2 separate regions of the Homo sapiens genome follow, and region 1 is linked to region 2. The links are chromatin loops, found by intact Hi-C in ENCODE. Cell type or tissue: heart left ventricle. All regions are shown on one strand. Each heading gives the region's core, and the rest is flanking DNA. Links, peaks and the distances in the headings are about the cores only.

Evidence for each region. Peaks named below come from ENCODE experiments on the same cell type or tissue, not always from the same donor. Only the 100,000 strongest peaks of a DNase experiment are listed, where the experiment ranks them.
Region 1: a loop joins it to region 2, with 1.8 times the contacts of the local background. A loop is called at or near these places in 19 of 110 quality-filtered maps.

The regions. Positions count from the first base shown.
Region 1 is chr13:46,664,923-46,673,259 of GRCh38, forward strand. It overlaps LRCH1 (leucine rich repeats and calponin homology domain containing 1), which reads left to right. Exons shown (of 20, transcript NM_001164211.2): 3 at 4,108-4,234. Among named protein-coding and RNA genes, the nearest start is that of LRCH1, 120 kb to the left of the region's middle. RefSeq lists enhancers at 2,535-2,584, 3,100-3,319, 3,380-3,429. In heart left ventricle, for the core only: no CTCF peak of the experiment used is centred there; DNase peaks (open chromatin) are centred at 1,999 and 3,719; H3K4me3 peaks cover 767 bases; H3K27ac peaks cover 1,796 bases.
Region 2 is chr13:46,610,678-46,619,014 of GRCh38, forward strand. All of the region lies in intron 1 of LRCH1 (leucine rich repeats and calponin homology domain containing 1), which reads left to right. Among named protein-coding and RNA genes, the nearest start is that of LRCH1, 62 kb to the left of the region's middle. RefSeq lists an enhancer at 7,934-8,337. In heart left ventricle, for the core only: CTCF peaks have their summits at 4,066 (motif pointing left) and 5,261; no DNase peak of the experiment used is centred there; H3K4me3 peaks cover 847 bases; H3K27ac peaks cover 3,164 bases.

The sequences.
Region 1 (8,337 bases), core at 147-8,146, 54 kb after region 2:
TTTATCTCTTACTTAAAAATTGGCTTAGTCTGGGAGGGGCAGTCTCTTGACAATCTGAAAGGTTTTTACAATTGGTGACTTTTCTGCCACACCAAGCAGCCAATTGAGTGAGTAAATTTGTTATATAAATTTTTCTATAAATTATTTTCTAAGTGAAAATAATTTTCTGTATTCTGTTAAGTGAATCCATTCACTGAAAATACAGAGGTATATTCCAGTAGAATTTAAAAATGTGGGTATTATGCTCTGTTAATAAAATCACCTGTAAGAACATAGCATGTCTTTATAATCACATATCTTAAGGAAAATAACCTTTTGATAAACCAATAATAAATAATATCAGATACTAAGATTGAGACTCAAACTATGGACATCAATAAGTGCCATAGTCAAAATACATCAAAATAATACTCTAAAAGTAAAACCAGAAAAAGTGATTTGGTTTGTAAATTCCTTAATTTAGGAGTTAAGTGAGGGATAGTGGTACTTGAAGCCAAGATAAATGTATCCTGCAAATTTAGGCTGCCAAGAATGTTTAGATTATATTGAGCTGCCTTATTTCATCTTGAAATGATGAAATAGACAAATGAATCCAGCAGGAAGTCATTTAACTGAAAAAGATGGAAGATGAAGCATTCACAATAATATGGATCTGGTAAAAGCCCACTGCCTTCCCTCTCTTTCTCTTTCCTCCCCACCCTGATCTTCAACCCAGACTCTGCAGGGACAGTGACAAAGAGACAGGTTTGGGGTAGGGGTGGGGGTGTAGACTTGGCTCTGGTGATGTAGCTTGTCGGATACAATATGGCCTTATTTTCAAACGTTCTTTCAGCACAGAGCCAGTTTATAGCACCAAGGCTGCAGAAGACCAGGGGTGTAGGATAGTGGATTGTGGCCTGAGGCACTTACTTGCTTGAGAAAAATTGCTGCCAGAAGAGTGGTTTCAAAAAGCTGAGGCTGCTGCTGTGGTTGCTAGTGGGTAGAGGATTAAAGGGAATGCAGCTTTTCCTCTCCTGTCTAAATATTTGCTGGAGAGCAAATGGGCTTTTGTGTGCCTGTGTATTTCCTTTTTCTATTGGGGAAATTACAAGTAATACAGGAACATCCTGTGATAAAATATATGAAGTAGAGGCTGAGGGAGCAGAGAGATGAAGTCGAAGAAATGTGCCCCAGGTCTGTGGCCTGCTGTACGGTGACTAAATTCTTAGCATGGTGAATTGGTAAGTCTACAGATGATTAACTACAGTGTAAACAAGACATATATGGAACATAAATATGAGATAGGCCATTCCATCAGCAGCTTTTAGTGTAAAAAGCATCCGTTCCCCTCAAAGAGACCATGAATGTTTTCACAAGCTTAAATTTTATTTTATTTTAAGTAAGTACCCACTCTGGAAGATTTCCAATGAGAATAAACCCATGTAATCTCAAATACTCACGCATCTGAATGAGCAGAACTTTCTTTGTGTTTCTCAAAGTAGTATGATACATGACTCTCCCAGTTCCATATCTGCTAATCTGGTTAGATCCCTGCACCAACTAGTGAGACGGATAACTTAGAGTGTAACTCTGAGTTTCCAGGCAAAGAAATGTAGGAAAGATCTTAACTTGTATTTGTTAACTCTGCTAAAAATAGGAATGTAGAACTTTCTTGAAAATACTAATCTTTGTTCTCATTATCCCTCTTCAAAAGGAGGTTTACGTATGGCTCCAAATAAATAGACTTGCCTTATTAACATTTTTATTTGCCGATCCTCACTTTATAAAATTGCATATTAACAAATATTTTATAACCACAAGTTACATTTCAAATTATTTGCTTGCCACCTTTTAATAAACTGAGTTCTCTTTTCTGAAGGAGCCTTTTTTGGAGCTTGAAAAAAGCCCTCACAGCAGGGTAACAGGAAGACCCCCTCCTCCAGCCAAAAGAGTCCCACTGAGCCCCTGCTGGTGAGAGAGAGCCTTGGGAGGGATGTGAGAGGCAGAAACACAGGCTGCTGGCCCTAGCTCCTCCCTTCCACCGTCCCCAGAGACCAGGAGAGAGTGCCAGTGCGGGCCCATTGCCCTTATTCTCTTGGTCCAATCCTGCTAACTAGGGAAAGTGAAGAGCTGGTTGGTCTTTTGCAAGCCAGGAACCTACCAGGAGGGCACTCAATCTCCTCCCTCCTTCTGCTGGACCCTCTTAAAGAAAAATCTGCCTCTTTCTGGAAATAGCTTTTTCCATGGGTCTGCACAATGGAGAGAAGATATGACTGTATCTCTTCTTGCTAAAACATAGTTACATGGGTAATTGAGTGCCCTGGAGCAGCAGAGATATCAAGGTGTTGACAAGGCCGTGCCCAGATTAGAAAGGTTCTTTCCACAGCACAGCACCTGCTTTTTCTGAGCTCATCAGGTAGAGCTGCCCTTCAGTTAACCAGATTTCTGCTCCCTCATATGGAGGAGAGTCAAACTTCTAATTGAAGAATGACATATATTCAGAAAAGTGCACAGATCATAAGTATACATCTCAAAGAATTTTCATGTTCTCACTCATAGGTGGGAATTGAACAATGAGAACACTTGGACACAGGAAGGGGAACATCACACACCGGGGCCTGTCGTGGGGTGGGGGGAGGGGGGGAGGGATAGCATTAGGAGATATACCTAATGTAAATGACAAGTTAATGGGTGCAGTACACCAACATGGCGCATGTATACATATATAACAAACCTGCACGTTGTGCACATGTACCCTAGAACTCAAAGTATAATTAAAAAAATAAAAAATAAAAAATAAAGAATTTTCACAAATAGGAGCACTCGTAACACATATCCAGGTCACATTTATCATTTTATAATGATGTTTCTTTCCTGATGATAAAAGCACTTGTAGAAAGTTTGGAAAATACATCAAAGTATAATAATGGAAATAAAAACCATCCATTGTACCTATACCCGAAGAGGAGTACCGATAGTATTTTGGTGTATTTCCATTCTGTCTGTCTCTCCCCCTCACATACACAGATACATGCATGTCTATAAATACACTCACACAGGAACACAGCTTCTGAAACTTTATGCATGTGTGTGCAAACACACAGCAGTTTTATTAAATAGTTACACTGAATGACATACAGATTTTTAGATATTTCACTCTGTGGTTGTTGGCTTCAACACCAGAAGGGCAGAGAAAGAAAGGGAAACTGAAACCCATCTGTCTTTTTGCTTGGTAGCAGGAAAAAGGGGCTTTTTGTGGGGGAGGAGATTGAAATAAATGGCTGACATATAAATAAGGATGGTTCGTAGATTTTATTTATCTAGTATTTTCCATCTCCATGAAAACTAAGCATTGATGATAGAAAGTTCAGAAACTTCTGGGTAGAGACCCTCTTCTTGTAGAGCAGAGATGAGACATCAACTTAGACTTTTTTGGCTGCTCTGTGGAACTAAACCCCTCTGGGCTGCAGTTCCACTTTGCCAGAAGACCAACTTTCCTTTCTTTCTCTTTTAGTTAGCTCTCTTGCAGATACCAAAACAGACTTAAACTGTAGCAACCCTTGTTTTAACAAAAGGAAGCTGAGTCAAAATGTTGGAAATGAGCCCGGTGGTTTTGTGAGTTGCAGCAAAATTATCTTCCCCATCCCTACTGCAATGGATGAAATGATGCCTGTGTGGTGCTGGTTGCTTTGGTCCAGCTGAGTTTCCTGCACACATTGTCAGGAGAGGGCAGTTGGCACCAGCTTCCCGTTGCTATTGGTTGTGCAGGATGTGCTCTCCATCTGCCTCCTGGCTGGCCGAGGGCTCAGCTTCTAAGTGGCGGTGGCGGGGTGGCGGGGTGGCGGGGGGACTTTGATGGCATTCCTTGTGTTGAATAAAGTTGTCTCTTTGAGAACTGCCCATACCCTTATTTTTTATTTTTTATTTTTTTTTAAAAAAAGAAAAACATATTTTGTTTTCTTACATACTTGTCATTTGAGTTGTCACACAGAAAATATATTGGACTTCTTGTATTTGTAAAATGTCTTCTCAGATCACTCCTTTTTCCTTTCTTGTTAAAAACAGGTTCACAGACAGTATGAAGTGGCCTTTCTGTTTACATGTGTTCTTGTTGTATTGTCTTTGCAGTCGAAATCAGCTGTCCGCCCTGCCTGCCTGCCTGTGTGGTCTGCCTCTCAAAGTCTTAATCGCAAGTAACAACAAACTTGGATCATTACCAGAAGAGATAGGTCAGCTCAAACAGTTAATGGAGCTGGTATGTTACCGATTTTTAAGATGCTCTTTTTTGTTGGTTGACTGATCATAGCCTCTCAAGGTATTCAGAAAACCTTTTTGCTACGGTTGGACAAGGTAGAGCCTCTGTTGTTTGAGGGCAGGTATATGATAAAGACATTAAGTGGGGAGAGGAACAGCTTTGAAACTTCACTGTGACAGACACAGTTCCTGGAATTTAAAGGCTTCCTGTAATTTACAGCTCCTGAAGTTTGCAGGATTTGCCGTTTTTGAAGTTTATGGGCTATCATGTTGTAGTTAGTATTTTCAGATTGCATATAAATTTGTAAAAAATTATGGCTAAACTGCCAAAATAATCTCCAAATAAGTTAGTAGGCCACACTTCATGAAGGTATAAAATTAAGTCAGAAGACAGAAAGAATGGGGTGCTCTGATTCTGTCGAGATTTTAGAAATCATTGTCGCAAATCGTTGTAATTTTAAAATGTGACCGTGTCCCTAGGGATAGAAAAGGAGAACAAGCTATAGATGAGCAGAGATGGATTACAAATGTGTGTGAAGCTGAGATGCACTGTTATATTTCAGCTCTTTCACTACTAATTTAATTATTTACCCTTTTTCTAAATTGGGAAAGAATGAATACTTTCTAAACTTCCATTGAGCTAACATAGGTGAAGGAAGAAGCAGGAGTTAGCAGTCAGGCTGAAAGGTGATAGTCTTCATTTATCATCTAAGCATTGGCTTATTCCATCCTGATCTTGTGTCAGGCACAGGGCTTGATGTGATTAAATGATGAAAAGGGCACAGTACCTGTCTTTCAGTAGATTCCAGTCTAGAACAATGATGGCCAATAAGTTTTGTCTTTTGTGCCAACTCCTCTGGGGCCACCCGGAGCACCACGGTGCTGGCCTGTGAGGCCCAGATAGAGAATGCTGTGATTGCTTAGTCATGTCTTTAGTGGGATTGGGCTAGGAGAGTGATGGCACCCATGTCACATACGTATCAACTTTGACTTTAATATAGAAATTAATAATTGCTGTAGAAAGACGTTAGAGCTATAGAAAGTGTCTTTTTCATGGATTATTTGATAGCATTGTCCAAAACTCATTCCAGCTAGCTCACACCAAAAGTCAGCGTTGGTTAGAGGATACAGGGGTCCATCAGATCACTTACGATGAAGACATTTGGTCACAGGTCATGAGTGACTAGGACAAGACACTGGAATGTTGTGAAGGACCATGGCAGCGGTTCATTTTTCTGCTCAGCTTTTCCTCTTCCATACAACGGCAGAGGTTGCCCAAGTTTAAATGTTCTCCCAGGTAAAGCACCTAGCAAGAGACCTACTAGCATCTCTCAGCCCTGGGTTCTAAGTGAGAGGCAGATCTGGTCTGATGTTCTCGCCGACTGAGTCTGCTGTGCCCAAGGCACATGGTCACACTGCTCAGATGTGGCTGTTGGGCTGCCACCAAAGGGGGTAATTCTGAAAGAAGACAGATATTAATTTGAGCAGACACTGCCCATCCCCCCCCAACCCTGTCCCCAAAAGTTTCTATTACAAGAAGCATGTGCACGAGGCAGGGAATGATTAATTAATTCAGTCTTCGGGTTGTGAGAGGTTTGGAAAAGAAGAGCCCTTTGAGAGGCCCCTTAAATAAGCCCATGTGGGATTTCCTAGGAGGAAAAAAGAAGTCAGGGACAGGGAAAGCATTCAAGGAGAAGGGACAGCTTGTGCAAAGGCAATACATCCTAGAAGTCCATGTCGTGCTTGGGAGTAGGAAGCCGTTTAATCCTGCTGAAGTCTAGGTAGATAGAATGGGGCTGGGCACACCCTCCTCATGCCCACTGCCTTAGATTTAGGCCACAGGCAACTCCTTCACAGGGCATTCGAGGCCTTCTGTGGTCAGGCCCCTGCTCACCTCTTCGGGTTCATCTCTTGCCACTGGCACCTTCACTCTCCAAGTTCCTACCTTCTGGGAATGCACCTTGTTCATTTTCATTTCTGGACTTGTGCACACATCACTCTTTCGTCATGGGCTGTTTCTTCCTCCCCGCTCCTTTCTTGGTTAGTTCTTAGCCAAGTTAGATCTCACTTTGTCCAAAAAGCCTTCCCAGATCCTCCAAGCCTGAGTTAGGTGCTCCTAAGGCAAGCACTCCATACTTATTACTCAATTTTCATAGCATCACAGTTGTTTTCTTACTTGGCTTTCTCTGTGCCAGCTCCCCCCACACCCTGATAGCTGCTTACTTGCTGTTGCATCCCAGGTGCCTGGCACCTGATAGGCACCCAGCAGATGTTTGCTGAATGTTACTGTTGAATGGTGGAAGGTGAACCTGGAAAGATGGCTGGGGCAGATTGTGAAGACCGTCAGGTGCTGGGCCTGAATGGGGCTGAGGGGGCAGGAAGACTCAATCTTGCTGTCCACATAACTCAGAAGGTGCCATTTTAACTGGTTCTAGGAAACAAAAAATTTCCTAGGTGAAAGCTTTGGATGAAAGTGACGGTCATATGCTGCTGCTTTTTCTTTTAATGCTTCTTTTAGGTATCTGATAGCCACAAAATCCATGGTTGCTAAAATTTGGTTTAGGATTTGCAAATACAATATGAATAACAACTAAAAAAACCAGACTTTATTTTTAAGAGCAGTTTTAGGTTCACAGCAAAATTGAGAGGAAGGTACAAAGATATCCCACATACCCTCTACTCCCACACATGCACAATCTCTCTGTCATCAACGTTCCCCACCAGAGTGGTTCATTTGTTACAATCTGTGAACCTATCCGGACACATCAATGTCACCCAAAGTCCACAGTTTACATTAGTGTGTTCACTCTTGGTGTTGTACATTCTATCGGTTTGGGTAAATGTATAATGACATGTGTCTCTTTCACTACCCTACAAATCCTCTGTGTCATCCCTCCCTCCTCCTCAACCCTGGCAACCACTGATCTTTACTGTCTCCATAGTTTTGCCTTTTCCAGAATGTCATGTAGTTGGAACCATACAGTATGTAGCCTTTTCAGGTTGGTTTCTTTCACTTAGTAATATGCATTTAAGTTTCCTCCATGTTTTTCTATGGCTTGACGGCTCATTTTTTTTAGTGCTGAATAATATTCCACTGCCTGCACAGTTTATCTCCTCACCTCCTGAGGGACATCTTGGTGGCTTGCAAGTTTTGCCAATTATGAATAAAGCTGACAAGTTGCTTTTTTTTTTCATTATTTGAGGTCCCGTGCAGATGGGTGGCACATGGGTGAGATCAATCTTCTGGAACTTTTTGGTGCTGATACGTGCTTCTGTCCCATGAACCTTGGGTGTAAATGACACCGCATGCCTTCCATCAGCTGTGCTCTAGAGCTGTGTCAACCAGCTCATCTGTTAGCAGGTGGCACATGTGCTGAGCCTGAGAGTCAGCCGCATACTAGAGCAGGGCTTTCCTCAAATACCCTTTGTCAGCTGCAGGGCTGACGTGTAAACAGCGTTGTCTCCAGCGTCAGGACACACTGGCTGTCGGGTGGCTCTAAGGGACACCCCATGCTTTTCTTGGGCACCCTGTCCTGGCCCCAGCTCTAACGAGGGCTGCCCTGCATTACAGGACTGTCTTCACCTGGTTCTTGTGTCTTTTCTCCACCAGCAATAACTGCTGAACCCACAGGTTCTAGGATCTTAGAGTGATAGGGGATTGTAAAAGGCATTTAGTCCAAACTCTTGACATCTTACGAATGAAGAAACCCGAGGCAGAAAGCCAGTGCATGACATACGGAAGGTCACCCCTGTGTAGCTAAATTGTAACATAAGCTGAAACACCCTCACCCAGCGCAGTCCTGTGGAAATATAATGTAAGCAGTAAATGTGATTTTTAAAGTACTGGTAGATACATAGCCAAGTAAGAAGCAAGTGAAATTAATTGTAATAATATTTATTTAACCTGAAATAGCCAAAACGTTATTACTTCGTCACCTGTATAATATAAAAAATATTAATGAGATATTTTAGGTGCTTTTTTTTCATGCTAAGTCTTTGAAATCCTGTGTGTATGTAACTCTGAAAGTGCATCACAGGTTGGACTGGCCACATTTCTGGTGTTCAGTGGCCACCCTCCTGGATTCGGCAGCTCCGTCACCTGTG
Region 2 (8,337 bases), core at 236-8,235:
ATTCCATTATCTATCTCTGTATATGTATATATCACAACTTCTTTATCCACTTGTTGACTGATAGGCATTTGTGCTGGTTCCATATTTTTGCAGTTGTGAATTGTGCAGCTATAAACATGCGATAACACAGTATCTTTTCAGATATGTGTCCGTCTGACATGTTCTGCACCACCCACTACACTGCAGGGCATTTAGGTAAGCAGCATTTATAAGAGTGACTGGAAATGGCTTAGGAAAAATGGTACAGAATGTAATTTATCAGAATAATCACTGATCCTCTTAGCATGTGTATTCAACAGGTAACTGTGACTCTAAAATGTTATTTGGGAGGGAATTTGCAACCAAAGTTAGAAACAGCTCTAGAGGTGCTGGGATCTAGGGGCCTTAGATTTTTTCATCTCAGTTAATCACACCATGCTTTAGGAAGCTTTAGGATAAGATTCTGGTGCTAGTGTCCCCGGTTGGTTTTGCTTCTGAGAACCAATTTTGCAGTTGTCACATGATGAGTTGGATCCTCATGCAGATCCTCCAAGGGTCTTACTGAACACCATCGGTTTATGCTAGTGAGGGTTTGTGGTTCTCAGCTTCCCGCATTGGAATGAACATTATTTGGGCCTGAGCTGTGACAGCTTCCTTCTTCAGCTTCCTTCCTTGGGTTCTTCTGGTTGGGGTATGGACCACTTCTTCTGGAGAACAGCAGGGTGGTGTTCAAGCACCATCGTACTCTCCTAGTCTAGAGCTCAGCCACCCAGTACTATAGCCAATAGAGATATTTGGCTCAAAAACACATGAGAGATGGTAGTGTGACAGAATAATGGAATTGTAAATTGTATTTAGTTTTAATCAAAACTTTAAAATTGATATCCAATATATATGATTGGAACAACTTGAATATGTGAGCTTACCTTTTCATCTCTAAAGTTTATGATAAAAGATTTCCAGTAAAAATTTAATGTCCAAGTTGAGATATGCTGTGAGTGTAAAATACATGCTATATTTCAAAGACTTAGTATTTAAAAAGAATAATATACAATAAGTAATTTTAAAATGTTGATTATTTGTTGAGATGATAATATTTTTGGTACATTAGGTTAAATAAAATGTACTATTAAAATAATGTTATCTTCTTAAAATTGTGATGACTATAAAATTTGAAATTGCATAGGTGGCTTACATAATGTTTCTGTTATTGGGCATTGCCCTAGAGCTAACTGAGGAAAAGATCATAGGGCACCATTTGCCATTGTTGTCAGTATGTGGCTTTCAGTACTAGGAGGTAAAGTAGATACTCTTTCCATACTAAATACTAAATGCCACTATCATTAAAAAACAACATGGCAAATCTTGCCCTTAAGGGGACCTCATTTTTTCCCCAGCAAAACAAAACCGACAGCCTGTTATATAGCTAAAGAGTAGATGAAAATACTTAAACAATATAAATGAACTTTATTGGTTAATAGGTGCAGCAAACCACCATGGCACACATTTACCTATGTGACAAACCTGCACATCCTGCACATGTATCCCAGAACTTAAAATTAAATATATATATAAAATAAACTTTATTAGTTATGCAATGAAATAAAACAGAGCAAGCAATACCTTTAGGTTCACTGAATTTTAAAGTTAACACCTTCAATACAAATGTATATATTTTGTATACACGGTTATGAAGGTATGAACATATTAATGAGCAAAATAATTATGAATACTTGTTCCTCTTTTGTAGTTTTAAATATGTATAAGCAAGAAGTAACTTGACATGACATAATGCTGTGCCACCTTGCCTATTCTGTCGTGGGCTCCAAATGTAAATTCATCAGAAGAGCTCACAGCTTTGTTGAATCTCCTGCCTCTTTGGGGAGATAGGCTCATATGTCTCAATTTTGAAGCACCCCTCTTGGAATGAGGTCAGTTAGACCACTCCAAGGACCACTCTCTTTTCTTCTTTGTATTTTCTGGGGAAAACGTATAGCTAGCATGCTGGGACTGTTTGTTTTGAATGAGTTTGTTTATGAGTTTTCAAAACAAAATTATGAAAAAAAGGGAAGTTTCCAACTCCTTGTGCATGTCTTGCTGGCTAAGCAGATGATCTCTAAAAACAGATTACAATATCATTTTGAAGGTAACAAAGGTATCTTCCTTGCTTATCTTTAAGGCTGCATATTTTATTGTTTATACATTGGCCAATTAGGAACTGAAATTTAAGAAAGACAGTCATTTTAACCTATTGAAGTCACAGAATGAAATGATGAAGTAATCGTATGTGTTCCCAGTTTAGCATATATGTATATATATGCATTGATGAATAATATGATTTGTTGTAAACAAATGAAAAACTGCAGAAACCTGTAATTTGTACATTATTATTTCAGATCACCGTAACAAATATTACCAGGTTTTTAATTTTCTTTAAAAAAATGCATTTCTAGGGCTGGGCGTGGTGGCTCACGCCTGTAATCCCAGCACTTTGGGAGGCCAAGGCAGGAGGATCACGAGGTCAGGAGATCGAGACCATCCTGGCCAACATGGTGAAACCCTGTCTCTACTAAAAAGACAAAAATTAGCCGAGCGTGGTGGCACGTGCCTGTAGTCCCAGCTGCTCGGGAGGCTGAGGCAGGAGAATTGCTTGAACCAGGGAGTCAGAGGTTGCAATGAGCCAAGATTGCGGCTGCACTCCTGCCTGGTGACAGAGCGAGACCCCGTCTGAAAAAAAAAAAAGAAAAAAAGATTTTCTAAAATTGTATTTATACTCTCTGCTCCTTCCCCATCAGCCATCAACGCTTCCCTCCCTCCCTCTCCCTTCCTTAATGATAAGCCCTCAGCTTTGCTCAGGACTCAGCCTCCCATGTGGTTTTGGTAAGTGGTCTAAGACCTGAGGCCCAAAGCGTGATTGGCTGATGCTGTGATTTCTCAGCCTGGTTGCGCATTAGAATCACCCTGGGAGCTTTAGAATCCAGATGCCTGGGCTCTACTCACAGAGATTCTGATTTAATTGGTGTGTTGCAGAACCTGACTTGAGCCATTTCGAAATGGGTCATTGATAGCTTGTAGCTGTAACGATTCAAACATATACAACATAAGCAGGGTGACCACAGAAGTTATTCTCTAAGTCTGGTATGTTCCTAAATGTCCTCTAAATTCTTATCTTCCACTCCAGGGCTTTTGAAGTGGCCTGATCCAAACACCTTCTTTCCGACATTAAAAACATTAGCCGGTTATTTTGCCTCATCAGCACTTCCTACACTTCCTTAGGTGAGCCAGGTTGCTTTTAATCTCTTGGAGCTGCCTTCGTTAATAGGCCTTTTTTTTTTCTTTTTTGTTTTAAATTGTATGTATTGAAAGTATACAACATGATATTTGATATACATATTCCTAGTGAAGTAATTACTACAATTAAATTAACACACCCATCATTTCACATAGTTACCTTTCTTTTTTTGTGGCGAGAGTACCTAAAATCTACTATCATAGCAAATTTGTAATATATAATGCAATATTATTAACGACAATACTTGTGTGGTACTCTAGATTTTTTCATCCAAGATAACTGCATCTTTGTATGCTTTGATCTATATCTCCCCATTTTCCCTGCCCCTCCCGATTATGCCTTTTGAGGCAGTATAGTGTGACAGTTAGCCATCACTGAATTCTGGGGGCCTTTTGTCTATTCCAGGGAGATGAAATTGTTAGAGAAAGATTAGGAGAAAGAATATGAAAAGGACTTAGAGAGGATACAAAATCATGAAGTCACAAATACCTGCCAAACAAATCCACATAAGGAGAAAATAAAGAAATGTCAGATTCATAAAAGATCAAAAAACCCAAACTGTTCTTAGAGGGAAAAGCATGCACAGTTAAGGAAACTTTTTTTAAAAAGTTTTAATAAAATCTGATCTCTAGTGGTAAATACTGTTTCCCAATTACACCTAGACTTTTATCGTGAATCAGGTTTTCTAGTTGACATTGTTGTTTTTCATTTGAAAATGAATGCTGTGTATTCTCCTTGTTTCAATTCCCTTATGTATTTTTGTGTTAACTCCCTCTGCCGGGGAGCGCCAGACTCAGATGAAAGGTATTATGACATTCGAGATGAATAATGACGTAAGAAGGACTTACTCTATTGTATATCACGGTGCAGTATCAAAACATTTTGTCCCATGAGGAGAGGCAGTGAGTCAGAAAATCCTGTTGGAATTGTATTATAATGTAGAAAACCATTTCAGAATTACTGTCTGACATTTGGGCAGCTGGGACTTTGAGCTCATTCCACGGCCACCCCACCTTAGACATTTTATTAGGAAGATGCTATTCTTTTTTAGGGCTATCACTGGATCTTTGTCCTCACTGATGAATTAATTAGGTAGGTAATAATGAATCTGAGTTATTACTGCTGACAATTTAGTCTTATTCTTAAAAACGTTCATTTCATGGTGTGTTACTCTGTTCTGTGTTGCAATAAAGGAATACCTGAGACTGGGTAATTTATAAAGAAAAGAGGTTTTATTGGCTCATGGTTCTGCAGGCTCTGCAAGCATGGCACCAGCATCTGCTCCGCTACCTGTGAGGCCTAGGAACCTTGTAATCAAGGCAGAAGGCTAAGGGGGAGCAGGCAAGACACACGGCGAAAGAGGGAGCAAGAGAGAGCAAGGGAGGAGGGGCCTTGCTCTTTTAACCAACCAGCTCTTGTGTGAACTCAGAATAGGAACTCACTTGCTATGGCAAGGACAGGACCAAGCCATTCATGAGTGATCCGTCCCTGTGACCCAAACGCCTCCCACTAGGCCTCACCTCCAACATTGGAGGTCACATTTCAACATGAGATTTGGAGGGGGAAAAAACCTCCAAACCTCATCACATGGTTAAGTGGCATAAGATGCAACTCTAGGAATTTTTGCTTTTTTAAAACCCAGCTTCGAGCTCCCTTCCATTCCTTCATCAAGATATTCATGATGGATCTGCATTGGGACCTGCTTTTGTCTTATTGTTTCCCAAGACTAAAAAGGGTTTTCAGCGCAAGTGTTCTCGTAATGTTTTTGTCCCCAAGATTGGATGTTTTTCAGTTGTATTATCTCCCCATATTTCTGACATGTACAGACGTGCCCAGCTATGATAGTCTGTGTGGATGGTCTTAAAAATGAGTTATCATTATGAATAGTTTGATGGAAAGATTTCCCAGGAAGCATTATGCTTTGAGTGTTGGGGAAGAGAAGCCACCAGATGTCGTGTAGGCCCTTGTCCCTTTACTGCCTTTCCTCTCTGTTTGTACCCCTGTACAAGGCAGCTCTTGTGGTTACGATTTGTTAACAATTTGAGTAGCTCCCTTATATTTTGCTTCTAGAGTAATTAAACATTGTTTCTTAGAAATGTAAACATGGGACTTAGAATTACGATGCAGTAATGCATTTGGCAGCTGAACTGTGTACTGGGAAAAGAAAAATATCCTGGAGCGGGTTTAAGTTTCGCAGATAAGAAAAATGGCTTTATTTAGTGAATTGGAACAATACAAGACCTGTGCCCTGAAGTCAGTACTTTCTCTTCCCAGATGAGTTTCCCCAGGCACAAGACCAACTTCTAAAATAAAACTTGAAAGTAAATGGCAAAAACCAGAAACAGAGCCCTGTAAACTAGACTTTTATGCTACGGCGCCATAAAAATAACTTATTTGCTATCAAAATAAGCTTAAACAGAACCTTTGTCTGACAGATGACTTTTCCTCTCCCCTTAACCTGACAGCACCCCCAACCCAGTCTTTGGTCATAAGCCTGACAGCACGGTGAGATACAAGTTCCTAGTGGCAGTGGAGGCTGATGTTTATTATTTAGAGAGTTTCTGAAAATGAAAGTGTAATGTCTTGAGTCACTTACTTCCAAATTCTTCCCAGAGAACTTTAAATAGTGTTGTATTAAAAAACAGGAGTAAACAATCATTCGTAAAACACACCCCAGAATAAATCTCTTATTTCTGCATGAAGGCAACTGATCTGAAACATTTTTTCTATGTGCCTTTTAGAGACGGCACCAAATTTCATGCGCGTTCGTGTGAAGAGACCACCAAACAGGCTTTGTGTGAGCAACATGGCTGTTTATTTCACCTGGGTGCTGGTGGGCTGAGTCCGAAAAGAGAGTCAGCAAAGGGTGGTGGATTATCATTAGTTCTTATAGGTTTTGGGATAGGCGGTGAAGTTAAGAGCAATGTTTTGCGGGCAGGAGTGGATCTCACAAAGTACATTCTCAAGGGTGAGGAGAATTACAAAGAACCTTCTTAAGGGTGGGGGAGATTACAAAGTACATTGATCAGTTAGGGTGGGGCAGGAACAAATCACAATGGTGGAATGTCATCAGTTAAGGCTATTTTTACTTCTTTTGTGGATCTTCAGTTACTTCAGGCCATCTGGATGTATACGTGCAAGTCACAGGGGATGCGATGGCTTGGCTTGGGCTCAGAGGCCTGACAATAACACAGTGCTCAAAACTGTCAGATAGCCTGTGTCAGGTCTGAAGATGTGATTTTGGTTGTTTATACTTGGATGCTTTGGATGGGAATAGCCCTGGAGTCAGCCCTTCATTTCAGGCAGAGGAGCAGAGGAGTGTGAGTTAGACACAACTTTGGATCAGGGGCCAGGAAAACTTGGTTGTCATCCTGGACCAGTTACTAACTCGCTGTGTGGGCAAGTCACTTCATTTGTCTAAGTCTCTCTTTTTCCTTTTGTAAAATAAGGATGTCGGCAAATCTGTGTGGTCCCTTCCAACAGTGTTTTTTAAGTTGGTGCCTGAGTATCTGAAGCAGGAGATACGAAGGGTCATGTGAGCTGCACATTCCTATTTGCTCCGCAGGGAGGCTGGCTAAGACACCCGGCCCCTGCCTTGTAACCATGAACAAGGTTCTCGCAGGGGCTCGTCTCAACTGCAGGTCCCCTGAAGGTCTCATCCTTTTCTTTGCTAGAGGGAATTTGGATGTCGTTGGTCCTTGCCTAACCCTTGTCTTTGAAAGATACAGATCCAATCTCTGTGTAGCAGTTAAGTGATCTGACTCAGACATATTTACTCAGTCTTCTTAGAGAATGAGAAAACTCTTCTCAGAATTTTTAAGAATGTTCCTGAAGGACAATAAAAGCTCTCATTCAGGATAGGCCCCAAAACATTTTTTTCTTTATAATGTGGTGCCATTTCCTCATTTTGCTTTTGTTCATTTGTTTATTCCTTCAACAAATATTTTTGAGAATTTGCTGAGCACTAGGTATTACTAGATACTAGGACAGTGAGATAAGTAAGATACAGCCCCTATCTTCAATAAGCTGTATGCCCTGATAATGATACCCTTAGTGTCTTCTACAAGCTATACGGTCATGCATCACTTAACGACAGGGACACATTCTGAGAAATGCATCCTTAGGCCATTGCATTGTTGTGTGAACATCATCGAGTGACTTACAGAAACCTAGATGGCGTGGCCTACTGCACACATAGGGTATATGGTGTAACCTATTGCTCCTAGTCTACAAACCCGCATGGCATGTTACCATACTGCATACTGTAGGCAATTTTCCTCTCCCCCTAACCTGACAGCACCCATTACCTGACAAAAATGGTAAGTATTTGTGTATCTAAGCATATCTAGACATAGAAAAGGTACAGTAAAACTAAGGCATAAAAAGTGAAAATGGTACACCTTTACAGGGCAGATCCATTTACGCAACCACCACTGCATGCGTGGTCCATTGTTAATGGAAACTGTTGTGTGGGGCATAACTGTATATAAAAGTATAGCTACTTTAATTTTAAGTTAACCCTGGTATGTGGGAAAATTTGTCTTCTGTGCTGTCTTGCACTGAATTTTGCATTGGTATTTTTCCCTTAATAGTGGCTGCAAAAAAACTTATAAATACAGAACCTTCTTCATTTATAGAATTCTTCTGCATTGACCTGGAAAATGACGTTGAGAATTGGACGTTACACTACAATGTAGTCCTCCAATGAAGGCTCTCAATGGGCATTTCTTTAAGGCCTAAGTTAAAGATAAAATAGAACAACTTCCATCACTACAAAAGATAGTGTACTCGGAGGAACTTGTAGAGATTTTTTTTTTCTTGTAGCTGTTTTTCTCACTACTCAGGTTTCCTTTTTGAGTTTTGCCCCTGGAGGCTCAGAGTTGAATTCTGTTGGTAGTCACTTAGAACCTTTCTACTGCTCTGTCTTTCCTCAGTTGTGTTTTCCCCATGTGGGTTTGTTTTGGGAAAGCAGTGGAGGGGAATTCCTCTTAGGTTGAAATAACTTTTAGAGCGATGGTGCCACAGTTTACAAATATTTTTAGAAAAATCCTGTCAGATTCTTGGGA